Regions from separate parts of the Homo sapiens genome. Here region 1 is linked to region 2. A link is an interaction called in ENCODE POLR2A ChIA-PET data of the cell type or tissue named here. Cell type or tissue: GM12878. All regions are shown on one strand. Region 1 overlaps MICU1 (mitochondrial calcium uptake 1). Region 2 overlaps MICU1 (mitochondrial calcium uptake 1).

Region 1 (4,000 bases), 51 kb before region 2:
TCCCTCTCCCTGAAACCTCTGGCATCCATCATTCTACTTTCTGTCTCTATGATTTGACTATGCTAGGTGCCTCATGTAAGTGAAATCACAAAGTATTTGCCTTTTTTGGATTGGCTTGTTTCCCTTAGCATAGTATCCTTCAGGTTCATCCATGTTGTAGCATATGCTAGAATTTCCTTCCTTTTGAAGGTGAAATGACATGATGAAATTTTGCCATGATTAAGAAAAAATAAAGGCTGAATAATATTCCTTGTATGTATGTGTCACATTTTATCCATTCATCCATCAGTGGACACTTGGGTTGCTTCCACCATTTGGCTGTTGTGCACAATGCTGCTTTGAGCATGGCTGTACAAATATCTATTCAGGTTCCTCCTTTAAATTCCTTTGGAAATACACCTAGAAGTGGAATTGCTGGATCATATGGTAATTCTATGTTTAATTTTTTGAGGAGCTGCCATACTTTTTCTGTAGTGCCTGCACTATTTTATATTCCTATCAGCAGTGTACAAGGGTTTCATTTTCTACACATCCTTGTCAACACTTGTTTTTTTTTTAAAATTTAAGTAATAGCCATTTGAATGAGTATGGGTACATTTTATATTATGTGTTTTTGTTTTATTTTTGGGGATGGAGTTTTGTTCTTGTTGCCCAGGCTGGAGTGCAATGGTGTAATCTCAGCTCACTGCAACCTCTGCCTCCTGGTTCAAGCAATTCTTCTGCCTCAGCCTCCTAAATAGCTGGGACAGGCGCCCGCCACCACGCCCAGCTAATTTTTTTGTATTTTTAATTGAGACGGGGTTTCGCCACATTGGCCAGGCTGGTCTTGAACTCGTGACCTCAGGTGATCCCCCCACCTCAGCCTCCCAAAGTGCTGGGATTACAGGTGTGAGCCACTGCACCCAGCCTATTATGTATATTGTAACACAACAAAAACTAGAGTTGTAAGGGGAGAAAAAGGTTATGTATGAGGAACTCTTCTAGATTAAGAGAGACTGTTTAGAGAAAACCAAAGATAGTCTTATTTGTAGGGATCCTGGTTTGAAAAATCAGCTGTAAATTTTGGGGGAGTTTGTATGTGTTCTAGTATTAGAAGATATTAGGTAATTATTAATTTGAATAAATTTGATAATGTAGTTATGTAGGAGAAAATATTGTAGTTGTGTAGGAGAATATTAAAATATGTAGGGGTATAGCCAGGTGTGGTGGCTCATGCTCATAATCCCAGAGCTTTAGGAAGCTGAGGTGGGAGGACTGCTTGAGGCCAGGAGTTGGAGACCAGCCTGAACAACATAATGGGACCTGGGCTCTACAAAAAATAAAAAAAAATCAGCCAGGCGTGGTGGCACATCCCTGTAGTTCCTAGCCACTCAGGAGGCTGAGGCAGGAGGACTACTTAAACCTAGGCGTTTGAGGCTGCAGAGTGCTATGCTCATGCCACTGCACTACAGCCTGGGTGACAGAGCAAAACCCTGTCTCTAAAAAAAAAAAAAAAAAAAAATTAGGGGTAAAGTGTTTCTCCTAATAATGTCTGTAATTTACTTTGAAATGATTCAACATAAAAAATAGTTTGATGAGTAGCCATATAGATAAGTAGATGAAGCAAGTATATCAAAATGTTAATTGTTGAATTTAAGTAATGCACATATGGTGTTGATAATAGTAGTCTTTGAAATTTCCTGCATGTTTGAAAGTTTTAAAATAAGCTATAAAGGTTTGATGTTAATTTTTTTTCTGAAAAAGAGGCCATTTAAACAACTTGCTTTTATTTTTATAAATAATTACTTTTAATCTTTAATATTTCTAGTTTTTCTTTATATTATGGATTTTGTCTTACAGATACTGCATCTTTTCTCTCTCTTTTTTATTCTTTGTATGTCATTTGTATGCATTTTAGGAAGTGAATTTTGTGTTGTCTTTACCAGTGGAGTATGCATTCTTCCTATGCATCCCAACTTTTTTTTTTTTTTGAGACAGGGTCTCACTCTGTCACCCAGGCTAGAGTACAATGGTGCAATCATAGTTCACTGCAGCTTCAAACTCCTAGGCTCAAAGGGTCCTCCTGCCTCAGCCGCCTGAATAGCTATGACTACATGCATGTGCCACCTTGCCTGGCTAATTTTTTAAAATTGTTTTTTGTGAGACAGGGTCTTGCTATCTTGCCCAGAGTGGTTAGGAACTTCTGGCCTCAAGTGATCCTCCTGCTTCAGCCACCCAAAGCTCTGGGATTATAGGCAGGAGCCACTAAGCCTGGCTATATTCCAACCTTTTGAAGGAGCAATTTGACTGTCAAAGCCTTGGCATGACTCCCATTACTCTTTTAGCCTAGAGGTTTTAATTTCATGCTCTATAGGAAAATGGCTCCTAAGTCATTAATAACTTCCTTTTCGACTGCATGTTTTCTTTAGGCTCAGATTAAAGTCTGGTCAGCTCCTGAAATACTTTGTGTACTGTGTTAAGATTCACGAAGTGTCATTTTTTTTTTTTGGTTAAGAAAACAGATGGCAGACTCTAGTGTTATTGTGGGAAATCTGGAGTTCTACTATAAGAAATTAAACATTTTAGCCTAATGAGTCTGGGATTTTATTTATTTCTTTAAGCCTGTTTACTAGTTGATTTTCCCAATATTAAGCACATACACAGATTTCTTTCCGTAGCGTAGTTTGATAGGAAGACAATTAGGAAAGGAGTTACCAAATCTGGTTTCAGTTTCCAATTTCACTATTATCTAGCTTTGTGATTTTTTTTTTTTTTTTTTTGGTTGGTTGGTTTTTAAGAGATAAGGTCTCACTGTGTTGCTCAGGCAGGAGTGCAGTGGCTATTCACAGTCACTGTGTAGCACTGTAGCTTCAAACTCTTGGCCTCAAGCGATCCATCTGCCTCATTTTCCCAAGCAGCCGAGACTATAGGGACACACCACAGTGCCCAGATAGCGTTGTGACAGTGATGGAGTTGCTTATCACCTCCCTGGCCTGTTCCCTCTCATACTGAAATTTTGAAAAATGTTAAGGTCTCTTTCAGCTCTAATATTCTAGTATATTACTCCTTTAGTCTGTTATTCTCAGTGTTTGAGAGTATTGGGGCAGACCATGTACCTCTCGTCAAAACTGGGTTTTTTTCTTTCTTTCTTTTCACTTTTATCTTAATTCTTAACACAGGGCTTTCTTTTTAGGGTTTTTTCTTTTTCTTTTTTTTGAGATGGAGTCACTGCAATCTCTGCCGCCCGGGTTCAAGCAATTCTCCTGCCTCAGCCTTTCGAGTAGCTGGGATTACAGGCACGCACCACCACACCCAGCTAATTTTTGTAATTTTTGTATTTTTAGTAGAGACGGGGTTTCGCCATGTTGGCCAGGCTGGTCTCCAAGTCCTGACCTCAGGTGATCCGCCCGCCTCGGCCTCCCAAAGTGCTGGGATTACAGATGTGAGCAACTGCTCCCGGCCTTTTTTCTTTCTTTCTTTTTTTTTTTTTAAAGGGAGTCTCGCTGTGTCTCCCAGGCTGGAGTGCAGTGGAGCGATCTCTGCTCACTGCAAACTCCGCCTCTCGGGTTCCCGCCATTCTCCTGCCTCAGCCTCCCGAGTAGCTGGGACTACAGGCGCCCGCTACAGCGCCCGGCTAATTTTTTTGTATTTAGTAGACACGGGGTTTCACCGTGTTAGCCAGGATAGTCTCCATCGCCTGACCTCGTGATCCGCCCGCCTCGGCCTCCCAAAGTGCTGGGATTACAGGCGTGAGCCACCGCGCCTGGCCTTGTTTTTTTTTAAACAACAAAAATCTTAGAATTTTAATCCAGTTACTTGCCTACTTTTTTGTGGCAGCAGGAAGTTTTTCTTTGTACTGATAAATATATTTATTACAGTTTTTCCTTTGGCTAGTAAAATAGAAATACAAGGTAAAGTAATGTATCATGTTGTACTACATAGTGTCCATTTGCCCCTCTGTATTCACCCTCTAACCTCCTCCACTCAGCTTTATGCTCCAAGAGGCTGCCTTTTGTAAGCT
Region 2 (4,000 bases):
AACTTACATCTTAACCATTTTTTTCTAAAGACCTTGATATTCCACCCTTTCAGTTACAGTTGGGACAAGGGGAGAATGAGAATGGGAAGAGTTGGAGTGAGATGAAGAACAAGGAGGCGCTCTATGGCTGGAAGTCTAGTACATTTAGTTTTTGTACTGGAAGGGCTCATCGTCTCTGGTTTCAATGGGAAGACGTGTGGATGAGGGCTTCTGTCACATGTCTTCACCATTTTAAAATATGCAGTTCAGTAGTTTAAAGGGTATTCACATCATTGTGAAACAGATCTCCAGAACGTTTTCATCTTGCAAAACTGAAACTCTACTTATTCAAGAGCAACTTCCTTGCTTCCCCTTCCCTCAGCCCCTGGTAACCCCCATTCTACTTTCTGTTTCTGTAAATCTAAATATTCCAGGTAACTCATGTAAGTGAAGTCATACAATATTTGTGGTTTTGTGACTGGTTTATTTCACTTAGCATAACGCCCTCAAGATTCATCCACGTTGTAGCTTGTGACAGGATTTCCTTTCCTTTTAAAGCTGAAAAATATTCCATTATCTGTATATACCACATTTTGTTTATTCATCTGCCAATGGACTTTTGAGTTGTTTCCACCTTTCAGCTATTGTGCATAGTGCTGCTGTGAACATGGATGTGCAAATATTTATTTGAGACCCTTTCATTTCTTTGGGATATATAACCAGAGATCATGTGGAAGTTCTATTTTATATTTTTTGAGGAACTTCTTCATGTAGAATATTTGACAAATTTCATTGCTGTTGCTCTGCTAAGCTGTATCTGTTTGCTTATTTGTCTAGTATGATGGACGTTCAAGATTAATCTAGATTTCTTTTTTGCATATCCAGGGCCCATGCAGAATCTCCACCATGTGTAGACAACCTAAAAAGTGACATCGGTGATAAAGGGAAGAATAAAGATGAAGGGGATGTTTGTAACCATGAGAAAAAGACTGCAGATCTTGCCCCTCACCCAGAAGAGAAAAAGAAGAAACGTTCTGGATTCAGAGACAGAAAAGTATGAAACATAGTCTTATAAGTTGATCAGAAGTATATCTTAAAGTAGAATAATGCAGTTCAATCTTTTTAATCATATGTTTCAGATGGTTCATCTTCACTTTCAAGTTATCACTTCTTTGCTATTTTCTATCATGTTCTAAGCCAAAAGTACTCTTGGAATGTGAGGTTAAAGGAGGTAGTTAAAAGGATCTAGGACCAATAACCATGATTAGCATATTTTTTCTTAGTTCTTTCAGTTCAACTGCCTAAGGTGATTCTTTTTTTCTGGATCTTCCTGATGCTAAATGTTATCATATATGTTAAGTTGAGTCTTTGTGGTATTTCTGATATCGGGTTGTAGAGACAGAATAAAATCTCTTTGGAAACATAACTTCTAGAAGACCAAGTAACTTTGAGGACAGCACAAACTTCAAATGACTATCAAGATTTTATGTAATTAGGCCCCGCATGGTGGCTCATGCCTATAATCCCAGCACTCTGGGAGGCGGAGGTGGGTGGATCACCTGAGGTCAGAAGTTCAAGACCAACCTGGCCAATGTGATGAAACCCTGTCTCTACTAAAAATACAAAAACTAGCCTGGCATGGTGGCATGCACCTGTAGTCCCAGCTACTCAGGAGGCTGAGTCAGGAGAATTGCTTGAACCCGGGAGGTGGAGGTTGCAGTGAGCTGAGATTGTGCCACTGCACTTCAGCCTGGGCGGCAAAGCAAGACTGAGTCTCAAAAAAAAAAAAAAAAAAAAAAAAGATTTTATGTAATTAACACAACCTGCTGTTATGTAGCTTTGCCTCAGCGAAGTTTCAGTTCCACTACAGCAGTTCCTATGATATCAGGTATTTGAGTTCAGCAAACATGAGTGATGAACAATGAAAAGGATGGATTTCTTAGACATTTTGCATGTCAAGGTTAAAATTCAGGGAGTTGCGTTCAGTTGCTAAACTATAGCTAATAATGCAACAAGATAATTTGAGTTATTTCTGCGTTTTGTGTGTTTGTGGTTTGTGTTTGCAAGAAGAGTTCTTTGTAAAATCTGGATCTTCTGTCTGGTTTCATATGTTAGATGAAGTAATTTTTTTATTTTTGGAGACAGAGTCTCCCTCTGTTGCCCAGGCTAGAGTGCAATGGCATGATCTTGGCTCACTGTAACCTCCGCTTCCTGGGTTCAAGCGATTCTCCTGCCTCAGCTTCCCAATAGCTGGGATTACAGGCATGCACCACCATGCCCCGCTAATTTTTGTATTTGTAGGAGAGATGGAGTTTCACCATGTTGGCTAGGCTGGCCTCGAACTCCTGACTTCAGGTGATCCGTCTGCCTCGGCCTGCCAAAGTGCTGGGTTTATAGGCATGAGCCGCCATGCCCAGCCTAGATGAAATTATTAAATGTGTTTTCTCTATACCCAAATCCATTTCTGATAGAGGTGAATTGAACAAAAGTCATGCATCACAAGTCAATTATCAAGTGTCCTTGTTTTTCTGTCAGGATACATTTATTTATTGTTTTGCCCTGAGTGAATTCAAAGAAAGCACAACTTTACTCTGTGCCAGCAGTTTCATCTACAGGCCAGTCACACTTTCCATTTCGTAAAATACAGCTAAAATGTCCCAAATAAACATTTATTTTGAACCTACTTCCATTTTCTACTCCTGCCTTCTGCTCAGCAGATGAGCATATCTCATACTTCATAGAAAAAATTAAAGCTATCTGTGTGATTTACTCAAATTCCAACCCTTATAGTTACAAAATCTATCTAATCTGTATTTGAAATAATTCTTATTTCTTTCACTGAAGTTTCAGAGGAAGAGCTATCTTTTCCCTGTTCAAGGATAATTGTTTTAATGTCTTTCTGTATCTCTAATAATCTATTTCAACACTTATTCTGTCTTCATTCTGTTTTTTTCAGTCATTCTTTGTATATTCATTCTTTTACATAATCTATATAGACATGTTAAGAATTTATCTATAATTTAAGAAATAATAAACCACATTTTTATGCCATAAGTTTTGTGTTTTGTTTGTTTGTTTTGAGATGGAGTCTCGGTCTGTCGCCCAGGCTGGAGTGTAGTGGTGTGATCTAGGCTCACTGCAACCTCTGCCTCCTGGATTCAAACGATTCTCATGCCTCAGCCTCCTGAGTAGCTGGAATTACAGATGCCTGCCACCATGTCTGGCTAACTTTTGCATTTTCAGTAGAAACGGGGTTTCACCATGTTAGCCAGACTGGTCTCGAACTCCTGAGCTCAGGTGATCCGCCCACCTTGGCCTCCCAAAGTGTTGGGATTATAGGCATGAGCCACTGTGCCTGGCTTATGTCATAAGTTTATTTAAAACATATCTATTATCCTATGTAAATTCAAGGGTTTGATTTATTTTTCAGAGATTGCACCTCTTAAAATGCTCTTCATATCTGTTTCATGGATGAATTAAACATCCTTGTTTCTTAAGCAGTTGGTGTCTTACTATAAAGAAATGTGCATAAAATCCAGATCCAAAGTGCAAAGTCATTATAATTAGTAACCACCACTTATTTTCTACTGAAAATAGCATGTTCTTCCCTTAGCCCTCTTTATAGTGCCTCATGCCTCCTGTAGACCACAGAGGTTGTGAACCTCTGGATGCCCTGTTCCAACATGGTGCTATTGGAAGTTCAGTGAGAGGTGCATAGACTGAAGGCAGGAGAGATGGCAGCACCACACCAAGTCCTCCTTAAACTGCATTTTTTAATCCCCTTTTTCTTCTCCATTTTGATCATGTATTTTTCTCTTGCTACTTTCCCATTCATTTTTTTCCCTCTGGTCTGGTCCTGTGATGTCTACATCAGCAGTCCCCAACCTTTTTGGCACCAGGGACTGGTTTTGTGGAAGACAGTTTTCCTGCAGACCAGAGTGGGAGGGGATGGTTTGAGGAGAAACCGTTCCACCGCAGATCATCAGGCATTAGATTCTCATAACGCACACAACCTAAATCC

Evidence for each region. ChIA-PET counts read pairs that join two places held together with the same protein. Peaks named below come from ENCODE experiments on the same cell type or tissue, not always from the same donor. Only the 100,000 strongest peaks of a DNase experiment are listed, where the experiment ranks them.
Region 1: POLR2A ChIA-PET joins it to region 2 with 7 read pairs; 10 of 35 experiments call an interaction of 5 or more read pairs at or near these places.

The regions. Positions count from the first base shown.
Region 1 is chr10:72,610,771-72,614,770 of GRCh38, reverse strand. The region is part of intron 1 of MICU1 (mitochondrial calcium uptake 1); the gene reads left to right. Among named protein-coding and RNA genes, the nearest start is that of MICU1, 13 kb to the left of the region's middle. In GM12878, no CTCF peak of the experiment used is centred here; no DNase peak of the experiment used is centred here.
Region 2 is chr10:72,559,928-72,563,927 of GRCh38, reverse strand. It overlaps MICU1 (mitochondrial calcium uptake 1), which reads left to right. Exons shown (of 12, transcript NM_001195518.2): 3 at 865-1,033. It also overlaps the pseudogene COX7CP4. Among named protein-coding and RNA genes, the nearest start is that of MICU1, 64 kb to the left of the region's middle. RefSeq lists a silencer at 1,863-1,972. In GM12878, no CTCF peak of the experiment used is centred here; DNase peaks (open chromatin) are centred at 367 and 1,937; H3K27ac peaks cover 252 bases.